7 separate regions of the Homo sapiens genome follow, and regions 1, 2, 3, 4, 6 and 7 are each linked to region 5. A link is a loop called in an ENCODE intact Hi-C map of the cell type or tissue named here. Cell type or tissue: PC-9. All regions are shown on one strand.

Region 1 (4,000 bases), 210 kb after region 5:
TGGCTGGTGTTCGCGGGAGGTGAGCATGAATGCTAGGCTTCGGTGCAGGCTGGTACTTGCGGGAGGTGAGACATGGATGCCAGAGGCCTCGGTGCAGGCTGGTGCTTGCGGGAGGTGAGCGTGAATGCCAGACTTCGGTGCAGGCTGGCACTTGCGGGAGGTGAGACGTGAATGCTAGAGGCCTCGGTACAGGCTGGTGCTCCCAGGAGGTGAGACGTGAACGCTAGAGGCCTCGGTGCAGGCTGGCACTTGCGGGAGGTGAGACATGAATGCTAGAGGCCTCGGTACAGGCTGGTGCTCCCAGGAGGTGAGACGTGAACGCTAGAGGCCTCGGTGCAGGCTGGCACTTGCGGGAGGTGAGACATGAATGCTAGAGGCCTCGGTACAGGCTGGTGCTCCCAGGAGGTGAGACGTGAACACTAGAGGCCTCGGTGCAGGCTGGTGCTTGCGGGAAGTGAGACATGAACGCTAGAGGCCTCGGTGCAGTCTGGTGCTCCCAGGAGGTGAGACGTGAACGCTAGAGGCTTCGGTGCAGGCTGGTGCTTGCAGGAAGTGAGACATGAATGCTAGAGGCCTCGGTGCAGGCTGGTGCTCCCGGGAGGTGAGATGCGAATGCTAGTGGCCTCAGTGCAGGCTGGCGCTCGTGGGCTGTACAGTAGGTTCCACCTGCCCAGCTTCCTAAGGCTGCCTGCTTCCCTTATCTGCACGGCCCCGAGAAATTCTGCAGGAACTGTTCCATAAGGGAGGATTGCATCCCACAGCATAGGCAGGCATCTGAATGTAGATCCGATGTGCCTTCTGCTGTTCACCAAGGGTATGTCAGACGTCAGGGAGCTCGGAAAAGAAGGCCCAGACCTGAGACAGCCTCGCCTCGCTCAGGGGCCCAGTTCCCCCACATGACTTCAGAACAAGAGTCCAGTTTTGCCTGGTGCGATGGCGCATGCCTGTAATGCCAACACATTGGGAGGCTAAGGTTGGAGGATCCCTTGAGCCCGGGAGGTCGAGGCCACAGTGAGCCATGGTCTCACCACTGCACTCCAGCCTGGGGGAACAGAGTGGGGCCCTGTAGCCAAAAAAAAAAAGAGTCAAGTTTTGAGAAGCTCAGCCTCAGTGTGCAGAGTCCCTCTGGTGCTTGCTTTTGTAGCTGTTTCTTAGATTTCCTGACATGAACCTAAGGATAATTCCAGGCTCCCAACCTCTGGCAGGGTTTCTATGCCGACAGGCAGTGCCTTCAGCGTGCAAATCGCTCTGCCAGGGAATTGACTATAAAGGGGAATTTGGGCTGACCCTGCCCTGCAAGGGCTCCAAGTCTCAGAAAAGCCCTAAAATGTTAGTTTGGTTATTTTTCGAACCACTCCTGCCAAGTATCTCTAAAGCAGAGGTATAGTTTAGAAAATGTATCCACTGAGCCTGTCTGTAAAGACCCAATCAGTCTTAGGAAAGAAACTGACTCTTTGCAGCACAAAAAGACCATATCTGGTCAATTTTTGTTTAAGTGATGTTTTGATACATGAATAACACCTAAAATATTCCACCCCACCCCCACCCCCGAATCAAAGCTCTGAGGAATCTGGCTTATCTCCCTTTTGGTGTTAATTTGGTCCTAGGCAGGAGAAAGGTTTCCCTTTGTTTGCTAATATGGTATGAGGTCCTGGGCACTTGGGTTTGGTTGTGGTAAAGATCAAGGTAGTCCAGACTTGGTGGGGATTGTAAGGCTGGCTTTAGGCTAGGAGCTCAAAGCCGGAGGAAAATGGTGAGTGTAAGGTGAGGATTCTCCCCATGAGCCCTGGAGGAAGCCTGGGGGACCTCCATCTTCCTTCCTTCCTTCCCTTGGAGGGTGGCCCCAGCAGGGAGGCTCTGCCAGCCCAGGGGTTGGCCATGCCAGCTCGGCCCTTCCACCACATGGTCAGAAATGCAAACAGCAGTTACTCAGGATTCAGCCGCTGTGGGCGGAGATGAGGCCAAAGCCAAGGCCTCTGCCCAGCAGGCGACCTGGAGCGAAGCGGGAGGTGCGTGCTCCCTGCAGCTTCCGCCCCATCCCCACCAAGCTTGCAGGGAAGCCCCAGCATGGAGCCGCCTGCTGCCCTTGTACCTCCGGTCCTCTCTGAAGAAGAGAGCTTCCTGCTCTTTGTATTTTGGCTAAAGGCGGTGAAGTGAGAGGCGGAGGGGGATTTAAAACCAGCAGAAAAAGGCTTCTTGTTGGGCTGATGGTGTTTGTGCGAGAAGCTGAGGTGGGCAGGGAGGAGAGCCTAGGAGAGCGGTAGGGCTCATGGGCAGGCCGTTGGTGTACGCCTTGGCCCTGCCTGTCCCCAGTCCCACCACTGTGGACTCCAGGCCATCCTCAGTCCAGGTGGTCACTGTGGCCTGGGCCACATGCTGGCGATGATGGGGATGGCCTTCCACATGCCTGTTCTCTGGAAGAGGGGCTCGCGTTGTGCCCAACTGGGGACGTCCTGCCCCCAACCCCCCAAAACGCTGCTTTCTTCTGCCCTCAAGAGGCCCTCAGAAGAGAGGAGGCTGAGTGAGGGGCATGAGATAAACCCCGAAAGGCCGGCTCCTGGCTCGTGTTTAAAACTCACTGCTGCTGCAAAGTGCTTGGCTATTGCATAATAATGACAACAGCGTTGGTGACCACGTGATGGCCGAGGGGTGCCAGGCACTGTTCCAAGGGCCACACTCGTGTTGGTTGTTGGTTGTTTAATCCTCCTGACAACCTATTAACACGGCTTCTCTTCACTATCAGCAACCCCATTCTGCAGCCGGGAAAACTAAGGCCACACGGATCACAAAATGCAAGAGCTGAGATACAAACCCAGAGCTAGCTGACCGTAGAGTGCAGGTTCTCCCAACGGCTGTGTGTGCCTACTCACCCTGCCCGACCCCTGCTCCCATGCACACACACACACTTCCTCCATGCTCCAGGCTGTGGCTGCAATGAATTCTTCTTAACCTATCCATCTTTTGTGCCAGATACATGCAGTACCTACACCCCACCCCCCGCCTTTTTTTTTTTTTGACACAGAGTCTCACTCTGTCGCCCAGGCTGGAGTACAGTGGTGTGATCTCGACTCAATGCAACCTCCACCTCCCAGGTTCAAGCAATTCTCCTGCCTCAGCCTCCCGAGTAGCTGGGATTACAGGCTGGGATTACATGCCAGGCTAATGTTTGTATTTTTAGTAGAGACGGGGTTTCACCATGTTGGCCAGGCTGGTCTCAAACTCCTGACCTCGAGTGATCTGCCTGCCTCGGCCTCCCAGTGCTGGGATTACAGGCATGAGCCACCGTGCCTGGCCCTACACCACTTTTTAATAAATGTTTAGGGACTGTACCTGAAGGAAGAGAATTGAACCAGAATGCCCATGATGCTGGGCACAGAGGAGGCCCTTCAGAGCCTTGCAAGGGACGTTTATTAAGCACCAGCTGCTGTGGACCAGGCATGGTTCTGCGCATAAGTTCAGCATATCCAGAAAGTCAAAAAACAAACACCCACTTCAGCATCCCCCCACATCACCCTCCGACCCAACCAGCCAGGGTGTGTACTTAGAGCCCAGAGCCTTGTCCAAGGCAGCAGAAAGGAGAAAGTTCAAAGCAGGCCAGAGCAGGAAGGGACCTTATTCTGACCCCTCCTCATTTTCCAGAACGAAAAACTGAATCTGAGGCTAAAGGACTTGGCCAGGGCCACGGAGGGTATGAGTAGTCAGTTGAGGGCCCAGTTCAGGCCACCCAACTTCCACAAGGAGCCCCCCATGGCCCTTGAGCAGTAGATGAGAGCCGGCAGTGCTTGGGCTTTGAAGATACACACAGACCAGGATTCCATTCCCACTCTGCTGCGTGGCCCTGAACAAGTTACTTCCCCTCTCTGGGCTCTGGGATTGCAACAGTCCCCAGTGCTGGTCCAAGTGAGGTGGAACATCTGTGCCTGCCAGTAATGAGGCTCCTGCTCTCGCCGCCGATAGCCTGGAAGTATTAGTATTTTCTAATATTAGTGGGAGTAAGTCA
Region 2 (4,000 bases), 210 kb before region 5:
GCGGGGCCGCGGGAGGGGCGCGGGTTCGTTCCTTTGAACTCCCAGCCTTTGTTCCCGGCCACCAGAGCCCCAGCGCTCGTACACTTCCGGCCCCGGGACCTCTGCGGTTACCTGGGCCTTCCCTGCCAGCCCCCACCCCCTGCCCCCACCAGAAAGCGTTTACAGGACAGGTGAGGCCCGCAGGAGGAAAAGCACTCCCCTGGCGCAACATGACTCCAGCGCATCTGCGTCTAAGCCACACCGTGCTCCTGGTAGATTAAAAATTAATTCTAAAAAAAAAATCTCTCCTATCCCAAATGCACTGTTTTCTGCCTTGCTTGACAATTGATTTGTTTTTAAAGGAAAGTTATGGGTAGATCCTCTTTTTTCTTTCCCATTCTTTTTTTCTTCTTTTATACTGGAGGGAGGGAAACGGAGGCGAGGACCACACACGCGCAGGCAGAGGCTGAAAAGGCCCGAGGTGGGTTTTCCTGTTTAATATCAAAGGAGGCCGAATAATGGGTTTCCTCGGTCCGGCTAGGCCGGCCTTTGACTCAATTGGAAATGCAAAGGCAGCTTTTGCCTATTCTCTGGCTGCTGGCTGAGACCCTAAATTTCCGTAGGAAATCGTCGGACATGCACTTAATCGGTCTTTGCAATCTTTCCCTCGAAGTTGCACGCGGGTCTGGGCGGAGGAGGCGAGGAAACCCTGGATTCGAACCAGCGCCTTTCTCTCCTTCAGGCCTCCGCCCGGGGACAGGCGCCGGTCCCCCGCCCCGGCGCATCCGCCCCGTGGGGACACTTACCAGCCCCTGCATCTTGCCGTCGGCGCCCATGCAGAGGTACCGCACGCTGTGCACGCCCTTGATGGCCACGGTCCGCAGAGCGACTGCCTTGATCTCCAGCAAACCTAGGCGCAGGGGAAGCGAGAAGCTGCAGCAAGGACCGCTGGGCCCGCACCACGTGGGTGCGGTCGGTCCACAAGCCTGTGCTTCTCCCTAGCGTCCCGCGCTGTTTGGGGACTAACGGAGGGATCCTAACGTCCAGGTGCCAAAACCTGGGGTTCCCAGGAGTTGAGGGGTCCGCAGGAGCCTAAGGGTGGCAAAGGAAGGAAGGGCGCTGGGGTGGGGCGCGCGCAGCGGGGTGGGGTGCGCGCGGCGGGGCGGGCGGGGGTGCTGGCGGGCACTCACTGTGCGCGCTCTGGCCCCGCGCGCAGTCCACGACGCCGTCGGCACGGATGCGCAGGAAGCAGCTGGAGAGCCCGTGGGGGCCGGAGGTGTACAGGTGCCGCAGGCGGATGGGGTCGCCCCAGCCGTAGTGCACGTGGGGCCCCGCGTCCGAGAAGGCGAGGGGGCGCCCGGCCACGGCCAGCCAGAGGCCGGCCAGGATCCATACGTGGACCACCACACACCCGCTCCGCATGGCACCTCCCTGGGGCTCTCGGCGCAGCTCCGGCGATGGGGGTGCGGGAGGCTGGGCGGCGACCGGGATGCGCTGCGGGGCTGTGAGTGCCGGGTTGGGATGGTCGTGGCCCTAGATCCTGGACGCAGCGCTCCTGCTCTGACGGCGCGGCGGCTCCGGGCCGGCAGCCTTATATAGTAGCGCCTTACGGGCCCCACGGGTAGGTGCCCAAGACACCCGAGCATTTCTTATCGGGATTGCATCAAGCCTCCGCCCCCCGCACACACCCACTCACACCCCGCCTCCGGCCCCAGCCCCAGCCCCCTCCCCGGGCCCGGGCAGGCAGGCGGCGGCTTCTTGTCCCAGCCGGGGTGACCCCGCCCAGGCCGTTCGGATCTGCGGGAGGAGGAGGCCTCGCTTAGCGGCCGGGTTTCGGGGAACTCCTCCCCACCGCGCAGCGGCCCCGAGGTTCTTGGCTGGGAGAGTTTGACTTTGTAAAGCAATCGACAACTGGGGCCCTTCCCCCAGGCCTCAGGCTCCCAGTGGATGCACTCGGCGTGGGGCACTAGCGGGGGCGGGGTCAGGAACCCCGGGGCCAGAGGTTGGGGGGCACCGAGTTTTGCCCCCTTCACCCTCTGTCGGGAAAAGCCTCACCTCGGCCTTAGTGCCCTTCCCCTTAAAAGCCCACTCGCACTCCCTCCCCCGACTTTCGCAGCCCCGCACATCTGACGTCAAAGCCGTCCCGTAGAATTTTCCCCGGCAGTTCCGACAGTCTCAGGTTCTTTCAGCTTCATCTTCTTGCAATTCCTGCCCCGCCCCTTTTATCCGGGTAAATTGCCCCCCGACGGGGGGCCGGGCGCGCTCTCGGCCGGCGGGGAAACAATGGAAGCCGCGCGGACTGTAGGTGGCGCCGCAGCCTCGGCGTCCGCCTGGGCTTTGCGCTCCTGGCCCCGCGCCCCTGCCTGCTCCGCGCTCGCCCCGGCCCCGCGGCTGTGCGCGAGATGCAACCTGAAAGGGGGCACTGGGAAGGAGGCTCTCGGGCAGGGTGGGCGGGCCAGCTGCGGGATTGGTGAACCCCAGCTTCTCGGCTGGAGGGTGGTGGAGGCAGGGGCGCAGGGAGGGAGGCCTGGGCCTCCGTTTCCCGTTTTTTGAGCTGTCTTGTGTCGGGGGTCTGGTTTTTGAGTCCCCGAGTCCCTGCGCACGGGGTCAGGAGGAACAGCACGGTCGGGGAGGTCGAGAGCGCCTTACCTGGTGGGGAGGGGTCGGGAAGGGGCCCAGGAACGGTGATGGGCGCCCCTGGCGTCCGGGCAGGTGCCAGGTGAGGAAAGAAATGGGGGCCGCTCCATGAAGCGGTTCCTGCCAATAAAGAAAACGACATCCAGAGAATACCCAGGCGGGGAATAAAGGGGTCCTCCTACGGGGCTTTGGTTTAACTCTAATTATTTCTTGTTATTCTTCCAAACCCCCAGCTCCTGGATGTGGGGCCCCAGGAGGCTGGTTTTGGGGGCAGAGCCCTCCTGGCCCAGCGCAAAGGCGATGGGGAGGGCAAACAGGAGAGACAGCGAGAGAAATGCCAGGCCTAATGAATTTCAATGAGCAGAGGCCACATTCATTCCCCAGTCAGTGACTGGCGTTAATGACTGAGGGCGCAGCAAATGTCACCAGGAAAGTCTTTACAAAAAGACATCATCCCGAAGGCTTTCTAGACCAGGGACCCCCACGCTGTGTGTCTTGGTTCAGAAAGCCGTGGCTTCTGTTAAATCTAATTACTTCCCCCCTGTGGCTTTAAATCGACGGCGGCTCCTATTAAACTTAATTACCCTCCCCTGCAGCTTTCGTTTTAAAGATCCGTGGTAAATGCGTGATAAATGCTCTTGAGGGCGATGGCAGAGGCTGCACTGGGGGACACGACCCAAACCGGGTGGGGGCGATGGCAGCCTCTGGTTCCACCCCTACCCCTCTGCAGCCCCTTCCAGGGACATGGGGAAGAGAGTGGCTGATGCGATCAGGGAGGTGGGGAAATGAGGAAGGCGGCTGCTGTCCCCCAGCCCCTGTTCTGAGCGCTTCATGGAGGTTCTCAGCTCAAATCTCCACAAGAGCCCCCACAGTATTCTATTCCTCCCTCCCCCATGGAGCAGGAGGGAAATGGCCCCAGAAAAGTGGCCGAGTAACCCAAGGTCGCACACTCTGTTAGTGGTGAAGTTGGAATTTGAACCCAAACAGTGGGGCTCGTAAATCCAGGCTGTGCTGCGTCTTATCCCGGGACAGGGGCTCCGGGGTCAGACCCACTGTAGCATGGATCACACCCGGCCACTCCCTGGGTAGGTCGTGGACCGCTGACCCATTGCCCTCTCAGCTTGCTCTCAGGCTTGTCCTGAGGGTGACAAGGAAGAGGGGACAGAGAGGGCCTGGGATGTAGCACTCATGAAGGTGTTGATGGCAGGCCTTGAGGTCAGCTGTGTGCCGGCCATCTCACAGGCACAGCAATGCTCTGAGAGCTTAGGGGATGGATCCTGCTCATGTGAGGTAGCTGACGGTTACAGAGATGGACTGCCGGGCCTCGAGGGTTTGCCCCAGGTGGGCCAGGCACACGATCTTGGGTGTTTGCTGGGCTCCCTGG
Region 3 (4,000 bases), 220 kb after region 5:
TCAGAAAAAAAAAAAAAAAAAAAGGCTGGGCGCAGTGGCTCACGCCTGTAATCTCAGGAGACTAAGGCAGGAGAATCGCTTGAACCCAGGAGGCAGAGGTCGCAGTGAGCCAAGATCACGCCATTGCACTCCAGCCTGGGCAAAAAGAGTGAAAGTCCGTCTCAAAAAAAAAAAAAAGAAAAGAAAAGAATCACAGCTGAAGGTAGGTGAGCCTTATTTTGTGCCAGGCACTGTCATGAGCATCTCCCGCGTGCTGACTCACTAACTCCCCCCGAAGGAGGTAAATAGCTCTATGACCCCATCTGGCAGATGAACAAACTAGGGCAACCTTCCCAAACTTACACCCGCTCGTAAGCAGGGCTTGAACCCCAGAATTCTGGTTTCTGAGCCCCAAATACTTTTTCATAACTTTTTTTTTTAGTTGCAGTTTTTTTTTCTTTCCAACTTTTATTTTAGGCTCAGAGGTGACATGTGCTGATCTGTTACATGGGTAAACTGCGTGCCGTTGGTTTGGTGTACAGGTTATTTTGTCACCCAGATAACCAGCACAGTACCCGACAGATAGTTTTTCCATCCTCACCCTCCTCCCACCCTCCACCCTCGAGTAGGCCTCGGTGTCTCCTGTCCCCTGCTTTGTGTCCCTGTGTACTCAATGTTTAGCTCCCACTTAAAGGTGAGAACATGTGGCATTTGGTTTTCTGTTCCTGCATTCGTTTAGTCCGCTTAGGATAATGGTCTCTAGCTCCATCCATGTTGCTGCAAAGGCCTTCTTTTTATGACTGCGTAGTGTTCCCTGGTGTATACGGACCACATATTCTTTTTTATTTTTTATCTTGAGACAGAGTGTCTGTCGCCCAGGCTGGAGTGCAGTGGCACAATCTCGGCTCACTGCAAACTCCGCCTCCCATGTTCAAGTGATTCTCCTGCCTCAGCCTCCCGAGTAGCTGGCATTACAGGCACCTGCCACCATGCCCGGCTAATTTTTCTATTTTTAGTAGAGACGGTGTCTCACTCTTGTTGTCCAGGCTGGAGTGCAGTGGCGCGATCTCAGCTCACTACATCCTCTGCCTCCCATGTTCAAGCGATTCTCCTGCCTCAGCCTCCCGAGTAGCTGGGATTATAGCCGCCCGCCACCACGCCCAGCTAATTTTTGTATTTTCAGGAGAGACGGAGTTTCACCATGTTGGCCAGGCTGGTCTTGAACTCCTGACCTCAGGTGATCTGCCTACCTCAGCCTCCCAAAGTGCTGGGATTACAGGTGTAAGCCACCACGCCCGGCCTGCACCAAATATTCTTTACCCAGTTAACCATTGATGGGCATCTTTGTTGATTCCATGTCTTTGCTCTCATAAGTAATGCTGCAGTAAACATATGCATACATGTGTCTATGGTAGAACAATTGATATTCCTTTGGGCATATACCCAGTAATGGCATTGCTGAGTTAAATGGTACTTCTGTTTCAAGTTATTTAAGAAGTCTCCATCTTGAGCCCCAAATACCTGACTCTAGGCCCTACTCCGCGGGCATTACTAACTGGCTCCGGCTGGCGTGTGTGCTGAACACGTGCCTTGCTTGTTCCTGACTGGATTACCTCCAAGTTTTTCTCTCACCTAGAGTAGTTTCCCCGTCTGACTCCACAAAAATACACCTCCTTCCCTTTGGGAGCTGCGCTGAGGACTGCCTCCGTGCCAGGCCCCGGGCTAAGGGCTCTACACCGGCTCTCTCTGTAACCCCACAGCAGACCAAGGCTCTGTTCTTTTCTCTGTTGAAGACGCTAAAGTGTTCCCAGAAAGGGGTCTTGAGCCACACCCCAGGAGAGGGTTTTTGGATCTCACACAAGAAAGAATTCAGGGTGAGTCCACAGTCTAAAGTGAAAGCAAGTTTATTAAGAAAGTAAAGGAGTGGCCGGGCTCAGTGACTCACATCTGTAATCTCAGCACTTTGGGAGGCCAAGGTGTGTGGATCACCTGAGGTCACGAGTACAAGACCAGCCTGGCCAACATGGTGAAACCCCCTCTCTACTAAAAATACAAAAAATTAGCCGAGCGTGGTGGCAGGTACCTGTAATCCCAGCTACTCAGGAGGCTGAGGCAGGATAATCGTTTGAACCCAGGAGGCGGAGGTTGCAGTGAGCCGAGATCATACCATTGCACTCCAGCCTGGGTGACAAGAGCAAGACTCTGTCTCAAGGAAAAAAAAAAGAAGAAGAAGAAGAAAGAAAGAAAGTAAAGGAGTGAAAGAATGGCTACAGAATAGGGCATTCCCAAAGTAAGAGGAGGACCGTGCCTACCCTAGGTACAGTGCTTGTTTATGTAGAGGATAACAAAGAAAATCATGGGGAGATATACTCTGCTACAAGGGTTTGTGATAAAGGATTAATTGTCTTAATTACTATATTTTGTGAGAATCAATATTATTATCTCTAAAGCGAAATTAGGAATGCTTTTGTTCTCAACATCTCGGGATATCAGGACATTCCTGAGTCTGGGTCTGCTTAGTAAACATTATCAATCTGTCCCTTAATGTAAACATCTAGAGGCTGGGAATGCCTCACTTTCTGGGAATACAGCCCGGCAAGCCCCGGCCTCATTTTTCCTAGTCCTCACTCAAGATGGAGTCTCTCTGGTTGGAATGCCTCTGATAGAAGCACAGAGAGGGTAAGCGACTTGCCCAAAATCACACAGCTAACAGGTCCCTAACAGACGTCTCAGATGCGCACCCCGGCCCATCTGCCTCCAAGGTTTCAGCACGTGCCCTGGTCCCACCTCTCTGTCCAAACGTTCCCTCATGCAGGGCCCTCTTGGGGTAGCAGGAATGTACCGTAAGCCAGTAGCAGGGGACATGTAGGCGTAGTGCTACTGAGCGCGCCGTCCCCCATGGGCTGTGGCCGTTCATTTGGTGGCCCTGTTTCGAGAAGCCAGCTTGCCTGTTTTGCAGTTCTTCACTGCACACCTAGTGCCTTGCGCCCCAAGAGCTGCGGGCCAGCCCCTTCGTAGCAGATGGCTACATTCCCCCGACTCTGGGAGTGGGGGACTCTGTGCCTGCTGACCCCGCGGGAGGCTTTGCTGCTTGTCTCACCCCTCCCTAGCTCCACTTCAGCCCTGGGAGACAACAAATGTGCCCCGACTGTCAAATACAGTCAAGTACAAGTTCCGTCTGCACGCTCCCATTTTGAGCGGGGGCGGGGGGAATTCACAAAAAAGCCAGGCCACTCCCACGAAGCATTTGCTTTAGAGAAAAGGAGCTTATTCTAAATCAAGACAGGAGCAACAGGAAAGAACCTACTGCGGCTGAGAGGTGTGAGCGGAGAGGGGAGGGACAAAGCCCCCATCCCGGGCCCTTTTCACACTGGCTGTCAAGGGTAATTACCAGGGATCTCTCCTTGTGTGTTTTTTAATCCCTTATTCAATTATTTGTTCTTTACCCTCTAAGGGATTATTTTTCCTCTGGTGTTTCTTCTCCGCTTGTGTCCTTTCTTTTCCGGCCTCCAGCTGTTCACATTTCTGCTCCTACAATGGCAAAGAGACAGAAACCTGTTACTGCCTGGCAGCCGGGAGCCTGGTCGTGGCCACCCGCCCGCCGGGGTGTGGGGGTCCGTATTCACGGTGGATGAATCACCTCCAGCCTGCTGTTTTAATCTTTGCTTCCACTGCACCGTGGGGTCCAGCTTTCCTGGAGCTGACACGTTGGTCCCAGAGACTTCAGCTTGCTGCTGTCTGGAATTTCTGACATTTGAAAGCCTCAAATAAGATGTCTCATTAAGCAGCCTTGAGCCCTATTTAGCTATTCACTTGGATCCATTTTCTGAAATTATAGCATAATAATGGGGTTTTAACTGCTTGTCAGTTCCACGAAGAACAAAGGAGTTTATCTGATTTGAGCCTGGCTGCAAAAAGCCGGAGAAAGATGGTCCCAACTTTAATGAAATGCCAGAGATGGAACTGGAACCCCTCCCAGGGGCTGGGCCTGAGATTTTACATGGAGTTGACAAGTCACCCA
Region 4 (4,000 bases), 150 kb after region 5:
CACTCTTAACATCTCAACAGCCTGTCTTCTTATTGGGACTGAGTTGGAAACAGGGGTCCCAGAGCCCACATGACTTGTCCAAAGACACCCTGCAGGGTTGCAGGGACAGAGGGGGAGGAGGCCTGTGCCTGGCACCCATCATCAGTCTCTAGAAAGTTCCATTCTGATAGATGAGTCAGCCATGCCCAACAGTCTCCTGGGACAATCACCCCCACAAACATTTGCCAAATGTCTGCAATGTGTTGAGGGCACATGGAGTCCTCCTCTCCTTGGTGATTTGGTGGCGGGGGCGGGGTGGGTGGCAGCCCTGACTTTGGCCTCCCTGAATGACGGCACAGCAGAGACGTCTGGTCTCCCGTGGAGATTAGACCCCCTTCAGCGGCAGGGATGCTGCCAGCTCCATCACCGTAACTCCACGGTGGAGCAAAGCACCCCGGAGGCTGTCCTGGCACAACCTGACCACAGTCATAGACCAGTCAGCCCCAGGAGGGACACTCTGCCCCGGCCTGGTTGCTGCCAGCCAGGCCCATGGATGCTGCTAGTCCAGCCAAGGAAGTGCCTGTCCCCACTCCCAGGCCCATGCAAAGGGGCCCAAAACAAACTTGAAAAAGCAGCCCCCCAGCGGGGAGGCCAGTCTGTCCGGGGTGTCCAGGGATCATGACCGGCACTGCTGTTTTCCTAACTCATGTGACCAAAAATCCTTTTATTTGTATAAAAATGGAGCCTGGTTGTCTAAGTCTTCCCAAAGTTTCCTTATATCAAGCAGTCATGAAGGGCCCCCCACAGAGCAAGGTCTGTACTGGCCACCATGAGAAACTGCTGTTCCCACCTTCCAGCCATGTCCAAACCCCTCTACCCCGTGGGGCTTAACCACCTCTGAGCATCCCACCTGCCGTGTCATTTGCTTCTGTTTTGTCGATGGTCTGCCTGCCCCTCCCTCGCTGGACAGCAGCTCCAAGGGGACAAGGAATCGTGGGTGTTTTTTTTTTTTTTTTTTTTTTGAGACGGAGTCTCCCTCTGGTGCCCAGGCTGGAGTGCAGTGGCGCAATCTCCGCTCACTGCAACCTCCACCCCCTAGGTTTAAGCAATTGTCCTGCCTCAGTCTCCCGAATAGCTTGGATTACAGGCGCCTGCCATCATGCCTGGCTAATTTTTGTATTTTTAGTAGAGATGGGGTTTCACCATGTTGGCCAGGCTGGTCTTGAACTCCCGACCTCAAGTGATCCGTCTGCCTCAGCCTCCCAAAGAGTTGGGATTACAGGCATGAGCCGCCGCACCCGGCCTGTGCGTGTTTTGCTGGCTGCTTCTTCCCCAGTGCCCGGCAACCTTGAGAAGATGCTCACAGGCACCCGGTGGATGCACAGGCAGCCCCAAGGCCCTTCCCAGCCTTCCCGTCCCTCCAGACCTCCCGACCCCCTGCCCCGGCTTGGGCAGTCGACCCCTCCTTTTCATCTTCCTAGTTACCAGTGACCGTTTAGGATTCAGCTGAGAAGCCACTCCCTGTGCAAAGTCTTCCGGAATTGACCATGACCTTTCCTCCCCTGGTCCTTCAGCATTTTTCTGTGGCTGTCAGATTTCTGACTTCCTGGCAGACTATCAGCCTCACACCTGCGGGTCTGTGCCCTGGGCTCACAGCTTAACACGTAGAAGGACCTTAATAAATAGGCTGATTGCCCCTGTGGAGGGGACACGCTCCTGCCAGAAAAACCCAGCCCACCTCCTCCCTGGACAGGAGCCCTCGTATTGGAGAAGGCGGGGCTCTCAATGGGGCTTTTGTGGTGGGTGGCAGTGGCCTCAGCAGCTTTCCCCAGCAGCTCCACCAGCTGGAAAATGTTAAGACAACAACTCCATCCTTGCCCCTAGGGAGAACCTGTTTGTTTAGATTCCACAGCCTCCTGTTAAGAGGCAAGTGTCCGTGCAGGGGTTGGTTGAATCGGGTAAAAATTGACCTGTGGGTAAACTCTTCATTGTCCTCCACTAGGCGGGTGCTAGAATCTGTGGACACCGACAAAGGACATTAGCTCATTTGTTCATCCTTTCAAAGGATACTTTGCATACCTACTGTGTGCCAGGCTCCGCTGGGTCCTGAGAATACAGAGAAAACAAAAAACAAAGGTCCCTGCTTTCCTGGTGCAGGGAGAATAATAAGTTGTCAGATAACAGATGCGGGGAAGCAGTGGAAGGGGCTGGGAGTGGGGCCAGGGCAGACCCTGGAAAGGTGGTTTCTTAGCAGAAGGCTTGGAGACGTGAGCCAGGAGGGAAGGAGGGTCACAGCTCCCAGGAAACATGAAGTCCAGCCCAAGAGAATACAATTAACTCCTGGGAGGAGGAGGCCATTAGCCTATGTCTGCTCCATGGTAAGGGGCTCTCTCGCTGGCACGCCCCCTACTCTTTCCCTAGCCCACTCCTCCAACTGTTCTGAAGTGGTGGGAAGGCGGGTAGGGGCAGTCCCAGTGGTCATCTAAGGGAAAACTGTCCCCCTCTGTTTGGTCCCCAAGCTAAACAAGGCTGTGACAGGCAGCAGTAGGGAAGGAAGGCTGTTACCATGCTCTCTGCAAGCTGATGGTCCCCAATGTCACCAGCCGCTGCAGACTCATCCAGCTCCAAGGACCAGGGGGGCCCAGGCCCATGTATTTTCTTAGGTGCATCTACAAAGGCTGGGCTTCATGCCTCAGGACCTCCTTGATGAAAGAATATCCCCCTCCACAGGGTCCCCCTGCCTTGTGAAACAAGCCATATGAATCCACTCACAGAGGGCCCGGGGCCATCTCTGAGCATGGGCTGGGGGTTCTTTGCTTTTACCCTGGTTTCCTTTGGGAAAGAATTGGAAGCCCCACCATCCTCCCTGACCAAGGAAAGGGTCCGCTTTCTCTTCTGAGATGTGGCTTGAAGGAACCAGGGAGTGTGTTCTGCAGAGAGATCCAGAAGGAACCTGTGGCTTTGAAAGAGTCCCTCTAAGGTTGGAGGAAAGACTTCTCCATCAAACTGGAAGGAAACAGGAACAGAGGAGTGGACGGCCAAGCACGTCTCAAGGTGCTTGAGCTGAGAGTCAAATAGTGGAGTGAAAATTGACGAATAAACTCCTTCCGATGGGTTTAAGGGAAAACAGCCCCACTCTGTTTGGTCCCCAAGCTAAACAGATTTGAGATCTGTTTAACACAGAGGATCTGGGCTGTGATGAGCTTAAAGGGGGAGGAGGACACTTGATTTTTCAGAAAGCCTGATTTCAGACGTAATCGTTCATGTTTAAGAAGCAGGGATGCTGACTTGATTTTCCAGAAAGCCTGATTTCAGATGTAATCATTCCTGCTTAAGAGGCAGGGACACTGAGTCTTGGGAACAGCTTTTGGAAAACGATAATCTACGTTAGAGGCGGGGCAGGCAGCCCTGTGGCCCCTGGGCTCTATATGACTATGTGTCTTGGAGGATCTGGGCTGTGATGAGCTTAAAAATCTTAAATATCTGTATTCAGGAAGAGCTTCTGGATGGACACTAGAACCACTGATTATGCATGCCATTGGGGAGGAGATCCCATGTCGGGTCCATTTTTAACCCTTTGGGGATGAGTTGTCGTATGTGTATGCATGCAAGGATGTGCATGCATGTACTTACTAACCCTATATGACACGGATCTTTGGATTTTGTCTACATAAGCGAAGGGATTGAAATGACTTAATTAATTTGCTGTTGGCCATTAATGCATTTTGCAAAGACAGGCAGCCACTGTCTGTCACAGAGGCCACTCTGTCTCATGCTCTCTCTTCCTTATGTTTTAAGAGTCAATGCCTTGGGGCTCAACTTTGTTGGATAGCTGGTTCAATTCTGTGCATTTTTCTAGGTCTCTGTGGCTCACGTCATTTTCAGCATGAAAATGAGCGATCAAATTATGACAAAATCACCTGGAGCCGCCATTCTAGCCAAGGAGGGTGAGGGGAGGCAGAGGGAAAACAAGATGATGAAGCGAACTCCTCTGCAGATAAGGGGTGGCGGATTCTATGGA
Region 5 (4,000 bases):
GAGCCTCCCTGAGTCCCTCCTCCTTACGGCCCCACAGTCCTGCCCCACCCCACCCCTGCCAAATGGGACTCTTTGGGGCTGACCCCCAGGGACCCTAGTTTTTATGATCTCCCACCTAAGTGGGAACATGGGCCAACATGATGGGGCAGGTGTGGCTGGGACCCAGGCCTGGGCTCCCCCAGGCTCCTCCTTGGATCTGAAGCCAGATCCACCGATGGGAAATAAGCCCTTTGGAGCATGACGTTGCCAGGGAGGGGGTTGTGGGGACAGGAGATGATAAGGCACCCACACTCCGGGGGTCCACCCTGTAGAAACTCTGAGACCCACCTCTCTGTGACCATCAGGCTCTCCCTGGCCAGAAGCAGGGAGCAGCGTCCAGGCTGGGCCCAGCCCTGCAGCCCCAAGGCTCTCACTGGGAACACAGGGTCTCAGGCTAAAATAGGTGGAGCCCCTCAGCCGAGCTCAGGAGCCCTTGGGCAGCACTGGGAGCTGCTGGAGCCAGCGCCTTGTCTTCCCTCTACCTGTCTAGGCCCCAGAAGGCTGCAGCCAGGGAGGGGGCTGGGCATCTTAAGGAGGGCCGGCTCTCTCTAGCAGAGTCCTGGGAGAAGAGGCCAGGGCCTTCACCGACAGCGCAGCACCTCCAGTTTCCGCGGCACCTCCACGGCCCTCTCGCCTAAGCCTCTCCACCCCTGTGTGGGGGGCTTGCTGTGGTTCTGCTTTACAGGGGGAGAAACTGAGGGCCCAGAAGGTCAGGCTGCGGCTGAAGGTGCAAGGACTCAAAGGCTGACTCCGGGGTGGGGACGGGTTTGGAATTTCCTGTTCCTCCTCACCTTTGAGAGGTGTCCTGGCTGGGCTGTGCCAGGCTGGGAAGTGTCTCCGGAGGCTCCACACCCACCCACACCTGGTATTTTTGTTCCCAGGTGGGTCTGATGCCAGGAGGATGTGGTTAAGCTCGAGGCCCTGCTGTCTCCTTCCATGCCCGGGGTCAATGGATCCTTATCTGGCAAGATCTTATCTGTGTGTCCTTGACAGACTCTGGAGCAGGCTCCTGGAGGTACCAGGAGGCCCAGGTGGGTAATCACGGGTGCCAAGAAGTGGCCTGTGGGGGGGGGGCCCTCCATCTTGGGACCCAACCCGGGACCCCCCTGCCCCCGAGACTGCTTCTCAACCATGACTTCCCCTTGCCCTGCTCCTTGCTGCCTGCTGGGAGGCACAGGCAGTGTACTAGGAAGCCCAAAAGAGAAGCCCAAAGCAGAACAGGGCATCCTCCAGGGCCCAAGGGGAGAGGCTTTGGACCTCACTTACACAAACTGGGTGGGAGCTTCCTAGCAGCCAAAGCAAAGAGGAAAGAAGTTGAAGGAAGGTGGAGGTGGTGTAAGAGGTTGGTCTGAGGCATGGACCCCAGGATGCTCCCCAGAAGTTGTCTGAGTCATCCTTTGGACATAGCAGGACTCAGTACATTCATTGAACAAACAAGGCACTAGACACTCATTGCTATATTTTTAAGGCCCCTCGTTGAAGTGAATCACAGCCTCGTTCCCAGTCTCCTGGGCTTTCACCCTGCCCCACGGACGGGATGCTGGCTCTTCCCTGTCGCCCCGCATTGTGACTGGCTGTGTTCCACATGGTGCAAACTTATTCCCAATTGACCCGTGGGGTCTGCTGGAGCCCTAGGGCTGACCACAGGGGCTGCAGGGCATGGTTGCCCTGGGAGCCCTGCAGCTCAGGTCCACTTAGCACTTTCTGGAAAAGCAACCGCCTCTAGGGGGCAGCACAGTGTCACCGGGAAAAGCCGGACGTGGCTTCGGGGACCTGGGCTTGGATCCAGGATCCAGCCCCTGCCGCTTCAGCAGTGGAGTGATGGGGGCCAAGTCACTTCCGCCCCAAGCCTCAGTGTCTCCCTGCACCCCTCCACCCCCTATAGAGTGGGACTAAGAGTGTTCTGAGCCAGGCTTCCAGTGAGGTGGGGGTGGGGAGGGCAGGACAGACGGGTCAGTGTCCTCGCTCCTGGCCCCTTTTCACCTCTGATGTTGAAGTTAAACATTCAACAAATTATGAGAAAATAAAGCAACAGTTTAAAAATAGGAGAAAACGTATCCCAAAAGAATGTTCTATGATTTCCGGCTGGGTCACTCTTGGCAGGCTCCAGCAGGGAGGAGCAGGGCAGGGCCGGGGCATGGCTCAGGGAATGGGGGAGCGCTCTCCCTAAGACCCCAGCCCCAGCCTCCGCCTTGTCCTCAGGCAGCCAGGAGCAGGCACAGCTGCCTCGCTTCCCCTGGGAGAACGCTGGCTCCTTCAACTTCCCCCCGAAAGGCATCCAGAGGCCTCCAGCTGGCCCCCTCCCCTCTTTCCCCCAGCTTTGGGGTCTGGGCAGAGTGAGGCTGGAGTCCACCTTCCGGGCATTGGGAGTACAGGAAACAGTCCCAAGGGACCTCTTTCACTGAGAAGGCACAGAATCCCTTCCTAGAACGGGATATGTGTTTGTTTCCAACGGCTGCTGCAATCAATGCCTGCAAACTTACAGGCTGGAAATGGCACAAGTGGATTCTCCTGACAGTTCTGGAAGTCAGAAATGCCGCTCATCAGCCGGGCATGGTGGCTCACACCTGTAATCCTTGCACTTTGGGAGGCCGAGGCAGGCAGGTCACTTGAGGTCAGGAGCTCAAGACCAGCCTGGCAAACATGGCAAAACCTCATCTCAGCCAGGTGCAGTGGCTCACGCCTGTAATCCCACCACTTTGGGAGGCCAAGGCAGGTGGATCACGAGGTCAAGAGTTCAAGACCAGCCTGGCCAACATGGTGAAACCCGTCTCTACTAAAAATACAAAAAATTGGCTGGGCATGGTGGCTGGCACCTGTAATCCCAGCTGCTCAGGAGGCTGAGGCAGGAGAATCACTTGAACCTGGTAGGCAGAGATTGCAGTGAGCTGAGATTACACCACAGCACCCCAGCCCTGGTGACAGAGCAAGACTCTGTCTCAAAAAAAGAAAAAGAAAAAAAAGAAGAAAAAAGGAATGCCACTAGTCTAGAATCAAGGTGTCTGCAGGGCTACATTTCTCCTGGAGAGTCTAGGAGAACCCAAGCCTTGTCTTTTCCAGCTTCCAGAGGCAGCTTGTGCTCCTTGGCTTGTGGCCCCTTCCTCCATCTTCAAAGTCAGCAGCACTGCCCCTCCTGGGAAGATTTTCCTCTCTCTCCCTCTCCCTCTCTCCCTCTCTTCTATCTCTCCCTCTCTCCCCTCCCTCTCTCTCTCTCTCTCCTTCTCTCCTCTCCCTCTCTCTCCTGAGCCATGCCCTGGCCCTGCCCTGCTCCGCCCTGCCTCTCTCCCTCTCTCTTCACTCTCTCCCTCTCTCTTTTTCTCTCTCCCTCTCTTCTCTCTCTCTCCTCTCCCTCTCTCCTCTCTCTCTCCTCTCCCTCTCTCCCTCCCTCTCCTCTTTCTCCTCTCCCTCTCTCTCTCCCTCTCTTCTCTCTCTCTCCCTCTCCCCTCCCTCTCTCTCTCTCCCTCTCTTCTCTTCTCCCCCGCTTCTCTCTCTCTCCCCCTCTCCCCTCCTCTCTTTCTCTCTCTTCTCTTCTCTCTCCCACTCTCTTCTCCCTCCTCTCTCTCCCTTTCTCCTCTCTATTTCTCTCTCTCTCCCTCTCTCCTCTCCCTCTCTCTCCCTCTCTCCTCTCTCTCTCTCTCCCTCTCTCCTCTCTCTCTCCCTCTCTGGCCCCCTCCCCTTCTCTCTTCTCTTCTCTCTCCCTCTCTCCTCTCTCTCTCCGTTTCCCTCTCTCTCTCCCCCGTCTCTCCCTCTCTTCTCTCTCTCCCTCTCTCCTCTCCCTCTCTCCTCTCACTCTCTCCCTCTCTCTCCTCTCTTCTCTCTCTCCCTCTCTCTCTTCTCTGCCTCTCTTCTCTATCTCCCTCTCTCTGTTTTCTCTTTCTCCCTCTCTCCTCTTTCTCTCTCTCCCTCTCTCTCTCTCCCTCTCTCCTCTCTCTCTCCCTCTCTCCTCTCTCTCTCCCTCTCT
Region 6 (4,000 bases), 240 kb after region 5:
GTGAAATTGGTACTTTTCTATTTTGCGGGCAGCGCGCGTCTTGACTGTTTGCAGGCAATCAAAGTCGATTGTGTTTTTCCTCAACAAACTGTTGTATATATTTTTTTTTAACATTCACATCCGTGTTTCTCTGTCTTCCTTCGGCACCCAGTGAGCCCAGCATGTTGCGATGGCACTGCATGGCTATGGTGGGTCTGCGGTGGCGGGGACGGGGGTGGGGCTCTGGCTTGACTTGGAGCTCGTGAAACGTGCTTGTCACAACTGCCTGCAAGTGTTTCTTGGTCTCCTCGTTAACATGCATGCCACCCACCCCAGAACGAGTGGCCTCCGGTGTCATGCCCGTCTGCATTCTGTGACCTAATACATGCATTTTCCCATGGAAAAATCCACCCCCATTTGAAACATCCCGGATTAGTGATGAGCTTCTACCTAGGGTTTCTCCAGACCAAGCCAACCCTGGGTTCTGAGAGCCTTCAGGACATGTGTCACCGCAGACGACGTTTTAACTTGTAGTGCTAGCTGCTTGTTTCAACTTGCTCCACAAAGGAAAAATAACTATTATGGTCTGGGTGGCACTGGGAAAACATCTTCCATCTTCTAGACCTAGAAGTGAGACTTTTAGCTGAAGAAATGGACTCCAAGTCCAGGTTTCTCCCAGACGTGGGTCCAACAGTCTTTAGAAAGGCAGCTGGCATTACAATGTCCTACACACAGAGGAATCACAGTGTTAAACGGTTCTTGCTCCCGTTATCCTGTGACATAGGTGATAAACCCCGAAATGCTTCTTGGAACCCTATGCGTTTGCACTGGCTCATCACCTGTGGGCATTTTTGAGGTTTTTCTGAGTATTTCTGTTGTTCAAGTTGTCCCTGGGCCCATGCACGCACGCACATGCACCCACGCTGACACACAGAGATGTCTCATCGTGATGGTTCCAGACAGTGACCGGCATTGTTTTGTGTTGTAGACTGACAAAGTGAAGCTGACATGGAGAGATCGGTTCCCAGCCTACCTCACTAACTTGGTCTCCATCATCTTCATGGTAAGTTCCAGAAGGTTAAGGCCAGACGAAGTCAGGGGAAACCGCAAGGAAGTGATTGGCTTCAGCCGGGCGTGGTGGTTCACGACTGTAATCCCAGCACTTTGGGAGGCCGAGGCGGGCAGATCACTTGAGGTCAGGAGTTCGAGACCAGCCTGGCCAATATGGTGAAACCCCGTCTCTTACTAAAAATGCAAAAATTAGCTGGTGTGGTGGTGCATGCCTGTAGTCCCAGCTACTCAGGAGGCTGAGGCAGGACAATTGCTTGAACCCGGGAGGCAGAGGTTGCGGGGAGCCAAGATCACACCACTGCACTCCAGCCTGGGTGACAGAGCAAGACTCTGTCTCAAAAAAAAAAAAAAAAAAGGATGCGATTGGTGTCCTCCAAGACCTGATTCAGCCTTTCACACGGTGGTGCCACTGGTCCCAGGGTGCGCCGGCCCCATCTCCTCAGGGCAGTGGGTGGGGAAGACTCACCACTACCCCTAAAATGGGAAGAGACCAGGGTTCCAAAGTGACCCCCAGTGGGGGCTTCACACGCCAGGGAGTACATGAGATGATTTCTGTGGTCCCTGATACACAGCTTTCATTTTGAGAGACACAATTATTTGAGTATCTAGTAATTCAAGCCTGGGATTCAAAGATATCATTTAAGATGAAACTGAAGACTTTTTAAGAAAACCATTAAATGGGCCGGGTGCAGTGGCTCACACCTGTATTCCCAGCACTTTGGGAGGCCGAGGCAGGAAGATTGCTTGAGCTTAAGAGTTTGAGACTAGCCTGGGCCACATGGCAAAACCAAAAATACAAAAATTAGCTGGCGTGGTCGTGCGCGCCTGTGGTCCCAGCTATTCGGGAGGCTGTAGTGGGAGAATTGCTGGAGACTGAGAAGTCGAGGCTGCAGTGAGCTGTGGTCACGCCACTGCACTCCAGTATGGGTGACAGAGCGAGACCCTGTCTCAAAAAAAAAAAAAAAAAAAAAAACCTGTTTATGTTTATTTTGTGACCAAAACATGACTTGAGCCCTGATACAGGCATCAGCATTAAATTAAGTAAAAACAAATTTTTAAAAATTTTAAAAAAGAAAACTATTAAATAAATAACATGCAGACAGGACACGATAGTGCTACTCAGGGACCACAAGTCTGTGACGTGGCTTGTGGGCAAACATCTTGTGGCTTTTAGGGGATTTCAATCCCAGGGACTTCAACCCCCAATGGATTCGGCCTTGGCCGCCTGCTAGCTGTGTTTCCATCACCCCCCAAGTACTCGGAGCCAGCCGTGGTCATGTTACAAATGACCCTGCCCTCGTCCAGCCCAACAGCTTGAAGGCAGCGCCTCCTGTGGCCACCTAGCCCCGAGTCCTGGTACTGGAGCCCAGGTTGGCAGCTGTGCACTGAGGGCCTCACCAGAGCGTCTCATCACTGGCCAGTCCTGGTACCATCCCCCTCCTGCTGATACAGAAACTAAAGCCAGAAGGCTGCACTTCTCCTCCAGTGCCAGCCAGAGGTGGTGGCTGTGGTCACCATGTAGTCACTGGCATATGCCTGCAGAAGCTGGTGCCAGTCAGGCTGTCTGCTCCAAGATCCATGCCATTCTGTAGGAACTTGGAGAGACAGAGGCGGGGGGCTGTCTTTGTTTTCTGGGTTGAGTGAGGGGCCAAGGGCCCCCTGACCAAGTCATGGAAGAAGTGGGAAGATCCAGTGTCCCCTCATGCTCTTAGGTACAGTAAGAGGGACGCTGGCCGACATAAAGAAGTCCAGAGGAGGGTGGCCTCAGTGGTGGGGCCTGCTCATCCCCCTTACCTGGAGAAGGGGACCCCCTCGGTGGGGGCTGGGGGCTGGGGGCTGTTGTGCTCTCGGTGACTTGGTGGGAGGGCACCCGGCCTCGTGCTGAGGGGATGTGTCCCCTCTGGCCAGGTGCCAGGCTAGGGGGTTGGGAGATAACCGGAGCCTCCCCATCCCTCACCCAGGGGAGGCTAGCCTGAGGTTCAGCCACTCCCACTGCAGAAGCAGCAGCATTGTCGCAGAAGGGCCAGTGCGGGGCCGGGAAGGAGGTGGCCGTCTAGGGCTGGTCTGGTGGCCCCACGATGCCATCAGAGTCACTGGCTTCTCTGACCTTCTGCTAGCCTGTCCTAGGAGTGGGTCCCCTCTTGGTCACAACATGGCTGCTGCACCTCCAGCATCACTTCCACTCTCCAGGCTGGAAGAAGGGGAAGGGTGGGGGAAGAGATGGGCCAGGGGTGGCAGCCCCTGTCTGAAGGTGCTTTCGCAGAAGACCCACCACACCTCTGCTTGCATCTCATTGGTCAGAACTGTTTCACGTGGCCACCTCCTCTGCAGGGAGGCTCAGGAATGAGCACACACTGCCATCTCAGCAAGGCGGGATGGTAGAGGAAAGACAGAGGATATTGGATAGGGAAGTAGCCGGCTCTTTTCCCAGCCTTGACGTACTGGTAAACCCCTGTCACAAGGGCTTCATAGGGTTGAAGAGGACACAGCTTTGTCTTCAACTTGGGAGTTTCATTCAGCGAACAAACGTTGGTTGAGCACCTAGGATGTGCCCCACACGCCCCTGGTCCTGGGGATGCGGGGGAGATGGACCAGGGAGACTGGAAGGGAGCCTGCTGCAGGGCGTGCCTGTTGTGGGCCCGACTGCCCCATGGCAGGGCAGGGGACGCGCCCGCTGGGGTGGAGGGCCTCCCTCGCTGAGTCACCCACAGGCCTGGCGCTCCAGCTGCACCTCCGCATGCTGGCACGGGGACAGACATCCTGGAGGCCTCTTGGCAGGACCGAGGGGTTTTCCAAGGAAAGCCCTTGTTCCCCGGAGCTGGCCAGGGAGTGGTCCCCACGCCTCGCAGCAGGGCTTCTCCTTAGTCAGGGTGTGGTGAGGGCTGCAGGCATTTTCCTGGGCAGGGTGCAGTCACCATGTGTCACTGGCAGATGCCTGCAGAAGCCGGTG
Region 7 (4,000 bases), 280 kb after region 5:
ACCCTGCAAACTCAGCACTGACGGACAGGCATCTCTTTCCTTTGGTGCCGGCCTGCGCATGGCTCTAAATGTTCTTGGGACTTCATCTTTCTGTACGTGTGTGCATTTGTGCATGCACATGTGTGTGCCTATTCATTTGCATGTGTTTTGCATGCATCATGTGCACGCATGTTCGCATTTGCTTGTGTGCATGTGCCTGTGTCTTTACATGTTTGTGTACATCACGTGTGTATGTATGCATTTGTATTTGCTTGTATTTGCATATGGGTGCAGGTGTGTGTGCATGTGGACACGTGTGCATATATGCATGTGTGTGTATATGTCTATGTGTGCATGCACGTGTGTATACAGTGCGTGTGTGTACTTGTGAATGCCTGTGTTTATGTGTTTGCATGGTTTATGTATGTATTATCCGTTCTCACACTGCTATAAAGAACTACCTGAGCCCAGGTGTGGTGGCTCACACCTGTAATCCCAGCACTTTGGGAGGACAAGGCGGGTGGATTGCTGGAGGTGAGGAGTTCAAGACCAGCCTGGCCAACATGGCAAAATCCCATCTCTCCAAAAAAAAAAGTTACATAAAAATTAGTCGAGCATGGTGGCGCACACCTGTCATCTCAGCTACTGGGGAGGCTGAGGCAGGAGAATCACTTGAACCTGGGAAGCAAAGGCTGCAGTGAACCGAGATCATGCCATAGCACACCAATCTGGGTGACAGAGTTAGACCCCATCTCAAAAAATATATAAATAAATAGAACTACCTGAGACTGGATAATTTACGAAGAAAAGAGGTTTAATTGACTCACACTTTTGCATGCTTAACAGGAGGCATGACTGAGAGGTCTCAGGAAACTTAACGATCGTAGCAGAAAGCAAAGGGGAAGCAAGCACGTCTTCACAATGGTGGAGCAGGAGAGAGCGAGCAAAGGGGACAAGTGCCACATTTTCAAACCATCAGATGTTGTGAGAACTCACCCACTATCACAAGAACAGCATGGCGGAAATGCGCCTCATGATTCAACCACCTCCCACCAGGTCCCGCCCTCGACACGTGGGGATTACAATTTAACATGAGATTCAGGTGGGGACAGAGCCAAACCATGTCAGTGTGCATCACCCCAGGGTTCACACACGTGTTTGCCTTTGCCTGTGTTTGTATATGCATATGTGCTGTGTGTGTGCATATGTGCCGGTGTGTGTGCATATGTGCTGGTGTGTGTGCATATGTGCTGTGTGTGCATATGTGCTGTGTGTGTGTGCATATGTGCTGGTGTGTGTGCATATATGCTGTGTGTGCGCATATGTGCTGGTGTGTGTGTGCATGTGTGCTGTGTGTATGCATATGTGCTGTGTGTGCATGTGTGCTGGCGTGTGTGTGTGCATGTGTGCTGGTGTGTGTGTGCATATGTGCTGGTGTGTGTGTGCATGTGTGCTGGTGTGTGTGTATATGTGCTGATATGTGTGCATATATGCTAGTGTGTGTGCATATGTGCTGGTGTGTGTGTGTGCATGTGTGCTGGTGTCTGCATATATGCTAGTGTGTGTATGCATGTGTGCTTGTGTGTGTGCATATGTGCTGGTGTGTGTGTGCATATGTGCTGGTGTGTGTGCATATATGCTAGTGTGTGTGTGCATGTGTGCTGGTGTGTGTGCATATGTACTGGTGTCTGAGTGTGCTTGTGTGTATGCACAGATGTACCACATATTCCTCTGTGTTTGTGTGTGTGTGTGTGTGTGTGTGTGTGTGTATGTTGGGATGGGGGATTGTGGTCACACTTTCTAGCAGGCTCTTCCAAGAATCCCATATCTCGACCTCTGATCCCACAACCCAACAGACTAGTATTTAGGGTTTCATGGACCCCAAATTTCTTCAAAACGTTTTGGGACTGACCTTGGGTTGTCAATGTTTTCATTTGGGCAAGTGGGGACATTTTTTTAGAACCGTCACCTATAATCACTATCACTTCATAAAAGAACGTATATTTTTAACAGCGTCAGCAAAGCAGTATGGCGCTTCGGGCTGGGGACAGTGTCCTTGTGCGGCCCTCGGCGTCGGCCACCTTCCCTTCACCGCCAGGACAAGGCAGGGCCTCTTTCGACCTGTGGCAGGCCTCGGGCGCCCCCTTGTGCTGGCTCTCCTCAGCACAGCGCCTTGCCACCTTGGTCAGGCGCATCCTCCTAAAGCTTGGGCCCCACATTCTCGATCCTGTAGGGAGGGCCCAAGGAGAACGGCACCCACTTTCTCAATCCTGTAGGGAGGGCTCAGGGAGAACGGCACCCAGGATTGGCATCGCGGGAACCCCTTCCCTCTGCCCTCCTGTCTCCATGGGTCCTCCCAGAGCCTGGGAGGGCACAGGTGGGGACCTTCAGCCACATCTGATAGATGAGGAAACAGGCTCTTGACCAAGATCTCAGGGCGCTTTAATGCCAAGTCTGAAGGCCAGACCTCATAAACATGTATGGAACATTCAAGAAACATTTATTGAACTCCTACTGTAGGCCAAGTGCAGCGGCTCATGCTGGTAATCCCACATGAGGGATTACTGCATTGAGAGGCCCAGACAGAAGGATTGCTTGAGCCCAGGAGTTCGAGACCAGCCTGGGCAACATAGCAAGACCCTGTCTCTACAAGAAATAAAAAAATTAGCTGGGCATGGTGGCGGGCACCTGTGGCCCCAGCTACTCGAGAGAGTGAGGTAGGAGAATCACTTGAGCCCAGGAGGTCAAGGCTGCAGTGAGCTATGATTGCATCACTGCACTGCAGCCTGGGCAACAGAGCAAAACCCTGTCTCAAAAAATAAATAAAAATTAGACCAGGTGCAGTGGCTCACGTCTGTAATTCTAGCACTTTGGGAGGCCGAGGTGGATGACTTGAGGCCAGGAGTTCAAGACCAGCCTGGCCAACAGAGTGAAACCCAGTCTCTAAGTAAAAAAAAAATATATATATATATATATATATATATATATATATATATACACACACACACCAAAAAAAAATGAACTCCCACTGTGTGTCAGGCACTAGGACGAGAAGGGTGAAGAACAAGGACACAGCCCCTTCCCTCCCACATGACATTCTCACAAAGGAAGTCCAATGCTGAACCAGAAAATCAACCGTGGAACCAGACAACTTCAGAAAAGGGAGCGCTGATGAAAATCCAGCAGGGAGTGTGACTGACTGAGGGTGAGTGACTACACTGCGCAGGGAGGCCCCTTGGGACTTGAGCAACAAGGAGCCAGAAACACACAACAGTCGGTGCACAGGCCAAGGCAGCAGCTGCTGGACGAGCTCCAGGAGCAGAGGGGCAGGGAGGTGACAGGAGACGCAGGAGAGGTGGCTAGAGACGACTCATGCAGGGCTCCGGCTGAGTGAAGACTTTGAACTTGGTGGTAGGTGCCATGGGCAGGGCTGGGCAGTGTCTATGAGGGCAGTGATGGGATCTGACTTATGTTTGGGGTCATGGCTGCTGTAGGGTGGAAACTGCAGCCAGTGCCGCTATTATACAGATGGGCACAGGAGGCTCAGAGAGGCTCAGGGCTCCACTGCAGCCATCCACAAGCTGGCAGCACATCACCCCTTGGACCCAGGAGCCTGGCACAAAAAGTCTTCTACTACTGGTCCCTAGAGTAGTGTGGCTGGGGGCAGGGTTGGGGGCGAGCCCAGCGGGCCCTGAGGTCTGAGGGCACCGGCTGCACCACCAGGCCTGGCAATGACACACTGGTGGCCGGCCATGCAGGTTCCGCTGCTCTCCTCTGAGGGTGGAGGTGGACCATGAATAGCATCAAGCCCAAGACAACCTCTGTTCGGTAGGTTCAGCACATGTTAACTTTTGAAGTTAATTTAATATATGAAAACCAGGCATTTAAAGTCCACGTTTGCATGTTCTGCTGAGAAATCACACCTTCTGCTGCACAGCCCCACGTTCGCCAGGTCTCATGCTCACATTCGACTGCAGCCCGGTGGGGCCTGCCCTTCCTGAGTCTCCTCACCCTCCCAAAC

What was found. Hi-C counts contacts between places; a loop is a spot of excess contacts. Peaks named below come from ENCODE experiments on the same cell type or tissue, not always from the same donor. Only the 100,000 strongest peaks of a DNase experiment are listed, where the experiment ranks them.
Region 1: a loop joins it to region 5, with 5 times the contacts of the local background. A loop is called at or near these places in 10 of 110 quality-filtered maps.
Region 2: it touches region 5 in a loop (4-fold over the local background); 4 of 110 quality-filtered maps call a loop at or near these places.
Region 3: a loop joins it to region 5, with 4 times the contacts of the local background. A loop is called at or near these places in 3 of 110 quality-filtered maps.
Region 4: a loop joins it to region 5, with 3 times the contacts of the local background. A loop is called at or near these places in 26 of 110 quality-filtered maps.
Region 6: it touches region 5 in a loop (7-fold over the local background); 2 of 110 quality-filtered maps call a loop at or near these places.
Region 7: it touches region 5 in a loop (15-fold over the local background); 109 of 110 quality-filtered maps call a loop at or near these places.

Annotation. Positions count from the first base shown.
Region 1 is chr11:70,126,627-70,130,626 of GRCh38, forward strand. All of the region lies in intron 10 of ANO1 (anoctamin 1), which reads left to right. Among named protein-coding and RNA genes, the nearest start is that of ANO1, 50 kb to the left of the region's middle. RefSeq lists an enhancer at 2,165-2,997. In PC-9, no CTCF peak of the experiment used is centred here; DNase peaks (open chromatin) are centred at 1,595 and 1,927; H3K27ac peaks cover 915 bases.
Region 2 is chr11:69,702,476-69,706,475 of GRCh38, forward strand. It overlaps FGF19 (fibroblast growth factor 19), which reads right to left and starts at 1,547. Exons shown (of 3, transcript NM_005117.3): 1 at 1,170-1,547; 2 at 786-889. The coding sequence starts at 1,401. RefSeq lists a promoter at 1,620-3,817 and enhancers at 2,956-3,318, 3,858-4,000. In PC-9, CTCF peaks have their summits at 2,233 and 2,436; a DNase peak (open chromatin) is centred at 1,796; H3K4me3 peaks cover 1,208 bases.
Region 3 is chr11:70,138,344-70,142,343 of GRCh38, forward strand. The region is part of intron 11 of ANO1 (anoctamin 1); the gene reads left to right. Among named protein-coding and RNA genes, the nearest start is that of ANO1, 62 kb to the left of the region's middle. RefSeq lists enhancers at 2,436-3,249, 3,250-4,000. In PC-9, no CTCF peak of the experiment used is centred here; a DNase peak (open chromatin) is centred at 1,908; H3K27ac peaks cover 1,717 bases.
Region 4 is chr11:70,066,345-70,070,344 of GRCh38, forward strand. It overlaps a transcript of ANO1 not described here. Among named protein-coding and RNA genes, the nearest start is that of LINC02753, 3.0 kb to the left of the region's middle. In PC-9, CTCF peaks have their summits at 1,793 (motif pointing left) and 1,993; a DNase peak (open chromatin) is centred at 1,867; H3K4me3 peaks cover 1,115 bases; H3K27ac peaks cover 3,609 bases.
Region 5 is chr11:69,913,864-69,917,863 of GRCh38, forward strand. No RefSeq gene overlaps it. Among named protein-coding and RNA genes, the nearest start is that of FGF3, 96 kb to the left of the region's middle. In PC-9, CTCF peaks have their summits at 1,775 (motif pointing right), 1,974, 3,275 and 3,483; DNase peaks (open chromatin) are centred at 538, 918, 1,448 and 1,888; H3K4me3 peaks cover 2,909 bases; H3K27ac peaks cover 4,000 bases.
Region 6 is chr11:70,155,980-70,159,979 of GRCh38, forward strand. ANO1 (anoctamin 1) reads left to right here. Exons shown (of 26, transcript NM_018043.7): 15 at 1-9; 16 at 968-1,042. Among named protein-coding and RNA genes, the nearest start is that of FADD, 45 kb to the right of the region's middle. RefSeq lists an enhancer at 1-366. In PC-9, CTCF peaks have their summits at 2,375 and 2,586; a DNase peak (open chromatin) is centred at 3,792; H3K27ac peaks cover 1,198 bases.
Region 7 is chr11:70,189,602-70,193,601 of GRCh38, forward strand. No RefSeq gene overlaps it. Among named protein-coding and RNA genes, the nearest start is that of FADD, 12 kb to the right of the region's middle. RefSeq lists an enhancer at 2,312-2,371. In PC-9, CTCF peaks have their summits at 2,128 (motif pointing left) and 2,331; a DNase peak (open chromatin) is centred at 2,100.